2 separate regions of the Homo sapiens genome follow, and region 2 is linked to region 1. A link is a loop called in an ENCODE intact Hi-C map of the cell type or tissue named here. Cell type or tissue: A673. All regions are shown on one strand. Links, peaks and the distances in the headings refer to the core of each region. The heading gives the core; the rest is flanking DNA.

Evidence for each region. Hi-C counts contacts between places; a loop is a spot of excess contacts. Peaks named below come from ENCODE experiments on the same cell type or tissue, not always from the same donor. Only the 100,000 strongest peaks of a DNase experiment are listed, where the experiment ranks them.
Region 2: it touches region 1 in a loop (6-fold over the local background); 9 of 110 quality-filtered maps call a loop at or near these places.

What each region holds. Positions count from the first base shown.
Region 1 is chr6:24,061,414-24,068,665 of GRCh38, reverse strand. No RefSeq gene overlaps it. Among named protein-coding and RNA genes, the nearest start is that of NRSN1, 61 kb to the left of the region's middle. In A673, for the core only: a CTCF peak has its summit at 4,369 (motif pointing left); a DNase peak (open chromatin) is centred at 4,335.
Region 2 is chr6:24,378,252-24,385,503 of GRCh38, reverse strand. It overlaps a transcript of DCDC2 not described here. Among named protein-coding and RNA genes, the nearest start is that of MRS2, 21 kb to the left of the region's middle. In A673, for the core only: no CTCF peak of the experiment used is centred there; DNase peaks (open chromatin) are centred at 2,103, 3,403 and 3,833; H3K27ac peaks cover 3,862 bases.

The DNA of each region.
Region 1 (7,252 bases), core at 1,987-5,986:
CTTATTCTGTACTCTCATCTTCTATTAAGGAAGTTCTAAGGTGACATTGTACGTGTTACAGCCATATTACTCTGAATTTGCCATCACTTGAAGACCTAGGTTATTTATGTGCCTGCTGTCATTACATCACAGCTCCTGAATTTATTTTTAGAATTGTAGAATACCATATTAGTTTCCTGTAGCTGCTGTAACAAACTAACACAAACTCAGTGACTTAAAAGAATAGAAACTTATTCCATTACAGTTCTGGAGGCCAACAATCTCAGGGATGTACTCCCTCTCTAGGCTCTAGAGGAGAACCTGTTCCTGGCCTCTTCTAGCTTCTGGTGGCTGTTGGCGTTTCCTGGCTTGTGGCTGCATCTCTTTCTGCTGCATCTTCACATGGCTTTCACCTCTGTGTGTGTGGGTCTGTCCCCAATCTTCCTCTGCCTCTCTCTTATAAGGATACACATAATTGCATTTAGAGGCCACCTGGATAATTTAGGGTAAGTTTCTCAAGATTCCAGGAAAAATTTCCTCTCCGTTTGTGGACCTACCTGTGAAATTAGAAAATAAGTTATCTGCTTCCAAAATATGAAGATGAGACAGGTATAGGATAACAGTTACAGATATTTCCATTCCAAAATGGAGAAAATAGAAGGAATAAAGGGACCACCATCCCAAGATAATTCAAAATAAGGCATGAGAACAATCCTCTGCGACTTGAGGCTCTGCCCTGTAGGACCACGGCTCCATCCTCTGCCTTTGTGCCTGTGGCTCTGGCCTCTGGCTCTGAAGCTCCAGGTCTAGCTCTGTCCTTGGGGGAAATCATTCCTTTTTATTAACTGAGAGCACATGTTTGCAGTGGTTTTATCTGCTTATTTCCTGCCTGTAAAATTCTGGGAGTCTGATAACCTTCTTTCAGTTTATCTTGTCTCTGTCTCCTTCAGTTCATGCTAACAGTGCTTCTGCTGGTGTAACATTTCCAAAACCTTCTCCCATATATGCCATGTGGATTCCCACTATTAGACCAGAGGGTTTCCTGCAGATCTTTCCTGGATAATTCTATCTCTATTCTTGACTTCTGCTGAGATGGTTGAGTAGATGTATGAATCACTTGCTGAATCTCTTTATTACGTGTTGTCCACTCTCACCCTTGGCCTTATCGCCAGAGCATGCTTTCCTAACAGCCAATCTACTAATTTTTGCATCCTTTGCAATCTGGATAGACTGAGAATTTCCCAAATCACTGAATCCTGACTCTGTTTTGAATAACAGGTCCTTGATTTATCTCTTTTCTCTTGAATTTTGCTATAGGCAGCAAGAAAAAAATATCAAGCCACACCTTTAACACTTTGGAAATCTAATCTGCTAAATAGAGAAGTTCATCACCTACGTGTTCTGCTTTCTACATAACTGTAGGACACAATACAGCCAAATGTGTGCCCCTATAGAACAAGGATCACCCCCTTCCCATTTCCAAGGATATATTTCTCATTCTTTCTGAGCCCTCATCAGAATCACCTTTAAATTCATATTTTCACAAACACTTTGTTTATGATAACACATGTATTTTCTAAGATGATAAATGCTTTCTATACTGTGCTTATTTCCTTCTGAGCCCTCACCAGGAATATCTCTATCTGTATTTCTACCAATAGTCTGTTCAAGGCAATCTAGGCTTTGGCTATCATGCAACTCAAGAATTTTCCAGTCTTCACCCGTTATTCAGTCCCAAAGCCACTTCCACACTTCTAGGTGTTTGTTGTAGCAGCATCTCACTCCTTGTACCAAAATCAGTGTTAGTTTCCTGTGGCTGTACTAAAAACTACTATAAATTTGGTAACTTAAAACAACAGAAATTTATTCTTTCACAGTTCCATGTGTCCGAAATCAAAAATCAAGGTGGTAGGCAGGGCCACACTCCCTCCAGAAGCTCCAGTGTAGAATTTATTGTTTGCCTCTTCCAGCTTCTAGGGGCTGTAAACTTGGCTGGTGCTATCTGTCTCTCTATTCTGTCCTTACATTGCTTTCTTGTGTGTTTGTCTGACCTAAAACTCTGTCTGTCTCTTATAAGGATACATGTGATTGCATTTACAATCCACCCAGGTAATCCTAAATAACACCTCCTTTCCAGATATTTAATTTAATCACAGTGATTTTCATATAAGGTAATATTTGCATGTCCTAAAAATTTGAAAGTGAATATATCTTTGGAAGCCCATTTTCTTCAGCTTACTACATGCCTCAGAATGCTTCCAGTTACTATGCAGTATCTAATTCCAAAGCCATTTCCTTATTTTTAGGTATTTGTTATAGCAACATCCCACTTCTGGCACCAAAATCTGTGTTAGTCTTCTATGGCTGCTACAACAAATTACCACAGACTTGGAGGGTTAAAATAACATAAATGTTTTTCCTCACAGTTCTGAAGGCCAGAAGTCTGAATTTAATATTACTGGGCTGAAAGCAGGGCATCGACATAACTGTGATCCTTCCAGAGGTTCCAGGGGAGAATCTGTTTCTTGCTTCTGGTGGCTGTTAGCATTCTTTGACTTGTGAGAGCAAGTCACTCCAATCTCTGCCTGTATGTTTACATTGCCTTCTCTTCTCCCTGTGTGTAATTGCTCTCTGCCTCTCTCTTAATAGGATATGTGAGATGACATTTAAGACTCATACAGATGATCTAGGGTGATATCTACACCAATATTCATCACAATCACATCTGCAATGACTCTTTTTCCAAATAAGATTCCGGAAATTAGAATGTGAGTATCTTTTGGGGAGCCATTTTCAGCCTTCCATAAATATCATCGTGTTCAATCTCCTTTTTACACAAAGAAAGAAACAGAAGCTTAAAGAAGGTAAGTGAGTCTCTGAGAACGAGTTTGCATTCTTAGAATGAATAGCTGGAGCAAGAAGATTGTTTCCAGCACTTACTGTAGTGGAAGGAAGTGACCAGAAGTGAGGTCCTCTAGCTTCTTGCCCATTACTACACAGTTGGTAACTGGAGGGAAGTAAATATAGGATATTATAATTATCTTTATTAATTTATGCTATATTTGACCCTTTATTCTAATCTCTTCACTTAAACACTTAGAATATGTTTCCTCAGCAGTGGCCTTAATGACATTTGAATTGAATAATTCTTTCTTGGTCAGTGAGGGACAAAGTAGTGGCCTGTCCTCTGCACTGTGGACTGTTTATCAGGATCTCTGGCTTTTACCCAGTAGATGTCAGTAGTACTGCCCTTCCTACCACCCCTCAAACCCCACTCTCAGCCATGACAACAAAAAATGTCTCCAGGTGTTGCTAAAAAGGACAGGACTATAGACAAATGCTACAGATCACCATTACTTTCTTCCTCTTGGACTATAAACATGTTTTTTGGAGCCAGCTGTCAACCCACCTAACAATGTTATCATCTAGCTTATTATATTTTTCATAACAGCATTTTGAGAGTGTTTATCAAATGCCTGGCTGAAGTCTAGATCCTAAGTCTACCACATTTTAATAATAATTCTTTAAAAAAGGGATAGAATGAGTTTAACTGAATTTTGGCCCAGTAATTATGTTTTCCTTTTTGAAGAGCTCACAAATCATACTATTCCACATCTGTTCTAGAGTCTTTTGGTGATTAATGTTGACCTCACCAGCATATGTTTGTGGGATCAGCCTTTTTCCCTTCAAAATATTTCTCCATTCTCGTTCTTTTAGTACTTATTTTTTTAATGCCTGACTTCTTTCTTTTTTTCTTTTTCTTTTTTTAGGCAGAGTCTTGCTCTGTTGCCAGGCTGGAGTGCAGTGGCTCAATTTCTGCTCACTGCAAACTCTGCCTCCCCAGTTCAAGTGATTCTCGTGCCTCAACCTCCTGAGAAGCTGGGACTACAGTCGCGCCACCACACCTGGCTAATTTTTGTATTTTTAGTAGAGACGGGGTTTCACCATGTTGGCCAAAATGATCTCGATCTCTTGACCTCGTGATCTGCCCACCTTGGCCTCCCAAAGTGTTGGGATTACAGGCGTGAGCCACCGCGCCTGGCCTTTAATGCCTGATTTCTATAATACAAAAAACAATAGATACATGATTATACTTGTAATTTCTTTTTGCACTTGAGGATACAGAAAAAACAACATATGCAATTGTCTCCAGTATAGAATATATACATATGTGTATATTAACATCTTATCATCAGCAAAATCTTTCTTAGAATCTCTTCCTTGATTGAAACCTTGCTTCTGGATGCCAGAATTACATATCCAACTGCCAATTTGACAACTCCACTTGGTTGTCTCAAACATAATTCATGATTTTCTTGAACTCATGGTTTTCAACCCTAACTGTGGTCATCTTTGCTGTATCTTAGCTTGGTAAAGGGCACCACCATCTGGTCACTTCTGCAAACCGGAACCATAGAAAATAGTCACACACCTTCTTCTCTCATATCCAATTCATCAAAAAGTTCAATGGATTATGCTTCCTAAAAATACCTTCACATTTTCCCCTTCTTGTTAGGTCCACTCTCCTGCACCAGTTTAAGGTACAGCTGTCTCACCTGGACTAATGAAAACTTCCTCACTGGGTATCCCAAGCCTATGCCAGGTAGGCATATTGGTCTTTTGAGATACAAATCTGACTCTGCTATTCCTTCGATAAATTCTCTTTGTTCCTGGAAAAGAGTTAAATCTTGATCATGGCTTAGAAAGCCCTGCCTAAACGATCTTGCCTACCTTTGCAGTTATATCTCACTGCCTTCATCTGTGTGCCCAGCCATGATGGCCTTCCTTCAGTACTTGGGCACACCTTGCTCACACTGTCACGAGGCTCCTGCACTCATAATTCTGTCTGCCAGGCAGGTTCTTCTCTGCCATGCTTGTATCCTAATTTAACTCCTTCTCATTCCAGGTCTCAGCTCAACCATCCCTCTCCAAGGGGGTCTTTCCCAACCACTTTCTCACATTCCTTTGCTCCCCTAAATCAAATCTCCCTAATCTATGCTGTCATAGCACCACATACTTCTTCGCAACACATGACAAATATAATTTTACATTTGTTTGACTGACAATTGAATTAATGTGTCTCTTATGCTAAATAACTGACCTTCTTGAGGAAACAGATGCCACTTGATTTTGTTCAACTTTAGATCCTTGGCACATTTTTTATCTTCTATGCCATATTCATGTCACTTTCCTAACTCTGCCAAGTACCTAGTGTGTTGTATGAGCCTATCTTTTTTTTTTGGATGAATGGGTGAAAGAATGGGCGCATATTGGGTCCTATTTTCTGGTAAAATATTTGTCTATCCTTTTAAGACTAAAGATGGATTTCTCCAACAGAGACTACAGAAATGAAGCCCTAGCTGATTTTGCTTCCTCTAGTCAAATTAATATAAAACCATCTGCATTTAGAAATGGATAAAACTATCATTCTTTTTTCCCATAATTCAAAAAAACCATTTCTTTTATTAGGTATGTCTTATTTTAAAAAGTATTGTTATTGCTTTTTTTTTTAAAAAGAGAAATGCAAATCAAAACTACAATGAGATACCATCTCGTGCCAGTTAGAATGGCGATTATTAAAAAGTCAGGAAACAACAGATGCTGGAGAGGATGTGGATAAATAAGAACGCTTTTACACTGTTGGTGGGAGTGTAAATTAGTTCAACCATTGTGGAAGACAGTGTGGCAATTCCTCAAGGATCTAGAACCAGAAATACCATTTGACCCGGCAATCCCATTACTCGGTATATACCCAAAGGATTATAAATCTTTCTAGTATAAAGACACATGCACATGTATGTTTACTGCAGCACTATTTACAACAGCAAAGACTTGGAACCAACCCAAATGCCCATCAATGATAGACTGGATAAAGAAAATGTGGCACATACACACCATGGAACACTATGCAGCCATAAAAAAGAATAAGTTAATGTCCTCTGTAGGGACATGGATGCAGCTGGAAGCCATCATTCTCAGCAAACTAACACAGGAACAGAAAAACACTGCATGTTTTCCCTCATAAGTGGAAGTTGAATAATGAGAACACATGGACACAGGGAGGGGAACATCACACACCGGGGCCTGTTGGTGGGTGGGAGTCAAGGAGAGGGAGAACATTAGGACATATACCTAACGCATGTGGGGCTTAAAACCTAGATGGGCTGATAGGCCCAGCAAACCACCATGGCACATGTATACCTGTGTAACAAACCTGCATGTTCTGCACTCGTATCCCAGAACTTAAAGTAAAATGAAAAATAAATAAAAAAAGAAAAAAAGAAAAAGTATTGTTATTGCTTTTTTTTTTTTTTTTTTTTTTGCCAGCCATAGTTGGTTCTGGGGTTCAGTCCTTCTGACTTTTTTTACTTTATAGGTCTTATGCAATTCATTTGGCATTTAATATTGATGAAGTCTTTTTCACTACATGTAGTTTAAAAAAAAAACCATTCCTCCAGAAATCTATGTAACCATCCCAACCCAATATTGTCCTTTTCTTCCTTTCAGCAACATTGAATGGCTTTTCATTTGGAGAGCCTCTCTGGTGTCTTTTGTCAACTTTTCTAAAATCTTAAGACCACCTCAACATGGCTCAAAAGTCTCCTCTCTGAAAGAGGAAGTTTTATATACTGTGAGTGGGAACATAAATTAGTACAGCCATTATGGAAAACAGTATGGAGGTTCCTCAAAAAAAACTAGAAGTAGAACTACCATATGATTTAGCAACCCCACTGCTAGGTATATATCCAAAGAAAATAAAATCAGTTATGTTGAAGAGCATCTGCCCTCCCATGTTTACTATGGCACTATTCACAATAGTTAAGATAGAGAATCAACCTGTATCTATCAATAGATGAATGGAAAAAGAAAATGTGGTATAGATACATGAAGGAATACTATTCAGCTATTAAAAAGAATAAAATTCTGCCATTTGCAACAACACAGATGAGCCTGGAGGACATTATGTTGTTAAATGAGTTAGGCACAGAAAAATAAATACCACATGTTTTCATTCATATGTGGAAGCTAAAAATGTTGATCTCTTAGAAGTAAGGAGTAGAATAGTGGTTACTAGAGGCCAGGAAGGGGAGTAAAGGGAGAGTACAGAGAGAGGGTTTGGTTAATAGTTACAAAATCACAGATAAGAGGACTGTTTTAGTGTGACAGCACAGTAGGATGACTATAGTTAGCAATAATTTATTGTATATGTTCAAATAGCTAGAAGAGAGGATTTTGAATGTTTCCAATGTGAAGAAATGACAAATATTTGAGC
Region 2 (7,252 bases), core at 1,587-5,586, 320 kb before region 1:
CCAAGTATTCTTTTAGACTTACTTATACATAGATTTTTTTCTTATTTCTCTTTTTTGGACATATATTTTTATAATATAACATTCTCTTACGTTAACAGAGAAATGCAAGCAAAATTTTAGTTAAGGCATTTCTAAAACTTTATTTCAATTCTAAATCGTGTTGTAATCTTAAAAAATATCAGGTAACCTGCTCGGGTCCCCTTCTGTGCCGTGGGGAAGCTTTGTCCTTTCGCTCTTCACAATAAACTTTGCTACCGCTAAAAACAAAACAAAACAAAACAACAACAACATCAAAAATCATTGTAAAAGTCAGTTAAACTTAACATCTGAGATAATAACCATGCACACATCTCATCTAAAGTGATGACAATGTGAACAGTATGATGAAGTTCTGATTTGCTCATGCAATCACCTATGCCGTGACCACCACCTGGCCAGGACAATTACTTGTAAGAGTTCATTGACTGTAAGGCACATCCTTATTTCAGAGATTTAAAGATGTGGAAAAAAATGTGCATCTTGGTGCTAGAGAGGATGTGGAGAAACAGAAATGTTTTTACACTGTTGGTGGGAGTGTAAATTAGTTCAACCATTGTGGAGGATGGTGTGGTGTTTTCTCAAGGATCTAGAACTAGAAATACCATTTGACCCAGCAATCTCATTACTGGATATATATCCACAGGATTATAAATCATTCTACTATAAAGACACATGCACACATATGTTTACTGTGGCACTATTCACAATAGCAAAGACTTGGAACCAACCCAAATGTCCATCATTGATAGACTGGATAAAGAAAATGTGGCACATATACACCATGGAATACTATGCAGCCATAAAAAAGGATGAGTTCATGTCCTTTGCAGGGACATGGATGAAGCTGAAAACCATCATTCTCAGCAAACTAACACAGGAACAGAAAACCAAACACCACGTGTTTTCACTTATAAGTGGGAGTCGAACAGTGAGAACACATGGACACAGGGAGGGAAACATCACACACTGGGGCCTGTCGGGGTGGGAGTGTAGAGGAGGGATGGCATTAGGAGAAATACCTAATGTAAGTGATGGGTTGATGGGTGCAGCAAACCACCATGGGACGCACATACCTATGTAATAAAACTGCATGTTCTGCACGTGTACCCCAGAACTTAAAGTATAATAACAATTAAAAAAAAGTGCATCTGGGAAAAAATGAAGTGTGGTGATTTGTTTCTTTTTTTTTTTTTTTTTTTTGAGACGGAGTCTCGCTCTGTCACCCAGGCTGGAGTGCAGTGGCGCGATCTCCGCTCACTGCAAGCTCCGCCTCCCGGGTTCACGGCATTCTCCCGCCTCAGCCTCCCGAGTAGCTGGGACTACAGGCGCCCGCCACCGCTCCCGGCTAATTTTTTGTATTTTTAGTAGAGAAGGGGTTTCACCGTGCTAGCCAGGATGGTCTCGATCTCCTGACCTCGTGATCCACCCACCTCGGCCTCCCAAAGTGCTGGGATTACAGGCGTGAGCCACTGCGCCCGGCCTGTTTCTTCCTTTCTCTTCTCCTCCTCTGGTTTAAGTAAATTCCTGATATTCGTTTTGCCATTTGTCTCCCTCAGATTAAAATGGAGTTGATCATGGTTGAAAAATTACATTTAGGTAGGGTTCAGGGTGTGCTGAGTAACATTTTACTGCATTTTTAAGTTAAATGTTCTTAAAACTTTTTTATTCATAAAGATGCTTCAAAATGTGCTTTTAAAATCTACATGCAGTATGGTTTCATTGTATTATCTGAAAATGTCACTGGGAAATGATCAAAAAGATTCCCAAACTGAGGGGTTGAAAAATGCTATATTGGGCAATTACTGAATCTTCTGTAGTTTTTGAGTAAGCTGGAACCCAATATATGTGAGTAGAAAATATTAGGATGTCTATCCTTAATAATATTATCTCCTCTGCTGCTCACAGTCTTATCAACTGATACAAAATTTTTTAATTAAAATTTTCAACCTTTGACATCAGAACATCATAGTTCATTAAAGTAGCCCTTTCCATTAATTCCAGAAACTGGACTCCAGTTAACCAGTAACTTCTGTATCAGTGACATAATTTCCTGCACAATTGTTACTTTGTAATGGTTAACTTCTCTCTTAGTTGTTCGCAGCAGGGGGTAGTTTTCTTACTTTTTTTTTTTTTTTTTTGAGACAGAGTTTCGCTCTTGTTGCCCAGGCTGGAGTGCAATGGTGCCATCTTGGCTCACCGCAACCTCTGCCTTCCAGGTTCAAGCAATTCTCCTGCCTTAGCCTCCTGAGTAGCTGGAATTACAGGCATGCGCCACCACGCCCAGGTAATTTTGTATTTTCAGTAGAGACGGGGTTTCTCCATGTTGGTCAGGCTGGTCTCCAACTCCCGACCTCAGGTGATCCCACTGCCTCGGCCTCCCAAAGTGCTGGGATTACAAGCATGAGCCACCATGCCCAGCCTAGGGGGTAGTTTTCTTTCATGAGTCTGCTATTATAATTCACGGTGACTTAAGACATTTTACCCTATAATAAAACAAAAACCTCTGAGTAGTAAGAGATAGTACTGTTTGACCTCAGTAACTGTCCATGAACTAAAAAAAAATCCATGAAAGTTACTGACTAAAAAACTGATAGTCCAAACTGGACTATACCAGCAGCAGCCTTTTGATGAGATGGAGTCAGACACTTGGCCATCTAAACACAATTGTTGGTATTAAAGGATAGTGAGAGTCTTTTGAAGAGAAAAAAAGAAAAGAATACTTTGTTCTGAGGTTGTGTAGAATTAAGGTCAGAGGAGAAATTTAGCCTGTCAGTAGTGTGAAAATACGAAAGAAGCCCCTGGAAAATTTGAAACAGGGTGAATCCAGTTTCATTTCATTGTTCTATTGCTCAAACCTTAAATTACAGAAGGATTAGCACAGTTTAGCAAAAGTAACAACAAAAAACCAGCAAACTCAGATGTACACTACTTAAATTTTTGCTTTAATGAAATCTGATAATAATTTGTATGGGCAGCAAGCCAAATCATAGACTTCAATTCTTTAGGGGGAAAAAAGGCATTGACTGCCTAATATATTTTGGCTTTATTGATTTTTTTAAACATTGCTTCTGACTAATGTACATGAAATTTTTATACCTGTTTACTTAGTGATTATGCATATAAATAATTGAGAGCTGAGAAACAGAAAAACAAAACTTAGTTTGATGCAGTAACTAGCACCTGATATCATTCCTGAGGTATTTGCCGGAGTCTGTAGAGTCAAGCAGAAGAAAATGAGCAACAATTTTATTAACTCCTAATCTTAGAGGGTCTTGCTCCCATTGAGAGTGACAAAAATAATTTAATTGTAAGTGAAGGACATGAAAAATTGCCTGGAGTATTGAAAGGATTTTGAGCTTAGCTTGCCCAGTTTTATGAAAGTTTTTTCTCCCCATGGCTGGACTGTGAAATCACCATGGAGGAGAAATTGCTTTATTTAAATAGCTTGCCTGCCTTCCTTCCTTCCTTCCTTCCTTCCTTCCTTCCTTCCTTCCTTCCTTCCTTCTTTCTTTCCTTCTTCTTCTTTCTTTCTTTCTTTCTCTTTCTCTCTTTTCTTTCTCCTTCTTTCTTTCTTTTTTCTTTATCTCTTTCTTTCTTTTATTTCTCCTTCCTTCCTTCCTTCCTTCCTTCCTTCCTTCCTTCCTTCCTTCCTTCCTTCCTTTCTTTCCTTCCTTTCTTTTCCAATAGTGATGAGATCTTATTGTGTTGCCCAGGCTGCTCTCTAACTCCTGAGCTGAAGTGTTGCTCCTGCCTCAGCCTCCCAAACTGCTGGAATTACAGGCATGAGCCATGGCACCCCGCTTTTAAATATATTTTCTGTGTAAAGACTCTAAGAATCTGTGTAAAGAATCACAACAAACTCCTGGTAAGAGAGTAAATTGTGCCGCAATTAGAATTACTCAAAGAAAAGTTTTAATAGTGCGTCTACTTCTGCTGTTCTGCAGCCAGGCCAGCTTAGCAGCATCTTAAGCCTGCCGCTGAGGCAGAAATCATTTAAAAAACCAATCTCTGTCTCTGTCTCTGTCTCTCTATCTCTCCTCTCTCTTTTTAAAGATTCTACATATGAGGGAGATCTTACAGTATTGATCTCACTGTGTCTGGCTTTTTCAGTTAACAGATGAGTGAGTTCTGGGGATCTAAGGTACATTGTGGTGACTATGGTTAATAATATTATCTGATATACTACTTGAAATTTGCTAAGACAATAGACATTAAGTGTTCTCACCACACATACAAATGCTAATTATGTGAAATGAGAGATGTGCTAATTAACTTGATTGTGCTTATTTCATAATGTATATGTATATCATATCATCATGTTGTATACCTTAAATGCATACAATTTTTTAACGTGTTTTTCTAATTCTTTTTTTTTTTTTTCTTGAGACAAGACTTCACTCTGTCACCCAGGCTGCAGTGCAGTGGTGTGATCATGGCTCGCTAAAGCCTCAACCTTGGACTCAAGTGATCCTCCCACCTCAGCCTCCCAAGTAGCTTGGGACTATAGGCCCACACCACCACACCTGGTTAGTTTTTTAATTTTTGTAGAGATGGGTTCCCACTGTGTTGTCCAAGCTGGTCTTGAATTCCTGGGCTCAAGCCCTGGGCCTCCCACAGTTCTGGGATTACAGGTATGAGCTACTGCACTCGGACTACAATTTTTATTTGTCAATTATACCTTAATAAAGCTGAGGCAAAAATAAGCCAAAGCCCATCTCTTTGGTTTGGTCCTCACTCCTCATAATTGATCAATTCTCCCGGGGGTTCTGATTTTCTGTAACTATAGTGTATTACTTTATTCTTCAGCTTCCAGAAACTAGCATGTATAAGAACAAATCTATGATAAAAATTATGTATATTGCCAATAGATACACTGAAACACATCAAAGGGTGAATGAGTTGATGATCATTGTAGTGCCAACTCCTGCCACATCCTTCTCTGGTAGCTCATGCAACGGAACTCTCTCGTAAAATCTCCTTCCTTGATACTTTGATGTTTAGACATTTCTTCATTCGCCACTTGCTTTCTTCATCTTCAGTCCACTTTAAGACCTGTGGGTCTATCCACTTTCAAAGAAAGGAAGTAAATGGGCATAACTAATATATGTAAACCAGGCACTTTTTAGAACAAACAATATGCAAAATAAAGGGGGGTGGTGATTGGTTAGAAATGGTACTTCTGGCATTACAAATAATGGATATTATAGGCTAATTTGTGTCTCCCCACAACATTCATATGTTGACATCCTAACCTTGGTTGACTTTTATTATTATTATTATACTTTAAGTTCTAGGATACACGTGCACAATGTGCAGGTTTGTTACATAGGTATACATGTGCCATGTTGGTTTGCTGCACCCATCAACCCATCATTTACATTAGGTATTTCTCCTAATGCTATCCCTCCCCCAGCCCCCCACCCCCCAACAGGCCCCAGTGTGTGATGGTCCCTTCCCTGTGTCCATGTGTTCTCGTTGTTCAACTCCTACTTATGAGTGAGAACATGCGGTGTTTGGTTTTTTGTCCTTGTTATATTTTGCTGAGAATGATGGTTTCCAGCTTTATCCATGTCTCTGCAAAGGACATGAACTCATCATTTTTTATGGCTGCATAGTATTCCATGGTGTATATGTGCCACATTTCCTTTATCCAGTCTATCACTGATGGACATTTGGGTTGGTTCCAAGTCTTTGCTATTGTGAATAGTGGCCCAATAAACATTCGTGTACATGTGTCTTTATAGTAACATGATTTATAATCCTTTGGGTATATACCCAGTAATGGGATCGCTGGGTCAAATGGTATTTCTAGTTCTAGATCTTTGAGGAATCACCACGCTGTCTTCCACAATGGTTGAACTAATTTACACTTCCACCAACAGTGTAAAAGCATTCCTATTTCTCCACATCCTCTCCAGCATCTGTTGTTCCTGACTTTTTAATGATTGCCATTCTAACTGGCATGAGATGGTATCTCACTGTGGTTTTGATTTGCATTTCTCTGATGACCAGTGATGATCAGCATTTTTTCATATGTCTGTTGGCTGTATAAATGTCTTTTTTTGAGAAGTGTCTGTTCATATCCTTTGCCCACTTTTTGATGGGGTTGTTTGTTTTTTTTCTTGTAAATTTGTTTAAGTTTTCTGTAGATTCTGGATATTAGCCCTTTGTCAGATGGATAGATTGCAAAAATTTTCTCGCATTCTGTAGGTTGCCTGTTCACTCTGATGATAGCTTCTTTTGCTGTGCAGAAGCTTTTTAGTTGAATTAGATTTCTATTTTGGCTTTTGTTGCCATTGCTTTTGGTTTTTTAGTCATGAAGTCTTTGCCCATGCCTATGTCCTGAATGGTATTGCCTAGGTTTTCTTCTAGGGTTTTTATGGTTTTAGATCTTACCTTTAAGTCTTTAATCCATCTTGAGTTAATTTTTGTGTATGGTGTAAGGAAGGGATCCAGTTTCAGCTTTCTGCATATGGCTAGATTGGCCTTTTTTTTTTTTTTTTTTTTTCCAAATGAGACAGGGTCTCCTTTGTTGCCCAGGCTGGAGTGCAGTGGCACACTCATAGCTCACTGCAGCCTTGAACTCCTGGGCTCAAGCAATCCTCCCACCTCAGCTTCAGGTAGCTGAGACTACAGGAATGCACCACTGTGCCCTGTAGCAAGGTTGGTTTTTAAAATGATTTCTGCCTCAGTGGGAGGAATTAGAAGCTGCTAGGCTGAATTTATATGCCTGCAGGACAGCTGAAAGTAGATGTAATATTGAAACTTTTCTTTGAGTAATTTCACTTGTGGGTCTTGGGTTGAGTTTCCCAGAAGCAGATCTTGAGGCAAGGATTTGTACACAGTGATTTATTCTGCAAGTGTTTCCTGAGTAATTGGTAGGACATCAGGTAAGGCAACATCCCACCGAGTGCAGCTTCAACTTTATTCCACATGGGAGCTCTGAAGTATATATCATGCCTCCAAATTAGTCTGACCTAAAGCAAGGGTGCTGGGCTTTCATACTCTCACAATAGTCGGTCCCAGCAGAAGGGACAGAGGTAGGAGTGGGGTGGTGGTAGGGAGAGTGGTGGGGAGGGAGAGAAATCATCAGACACTCTCTGCTCTCTGCCAGTTTGGATGATGCTGCTCCAGTAGTCTGAAGACAGTATGCAAAGAAGAGTCACGGGCATGGCACACAGAAGCGGGAGGGGAAACACACACAAGTGCCGAA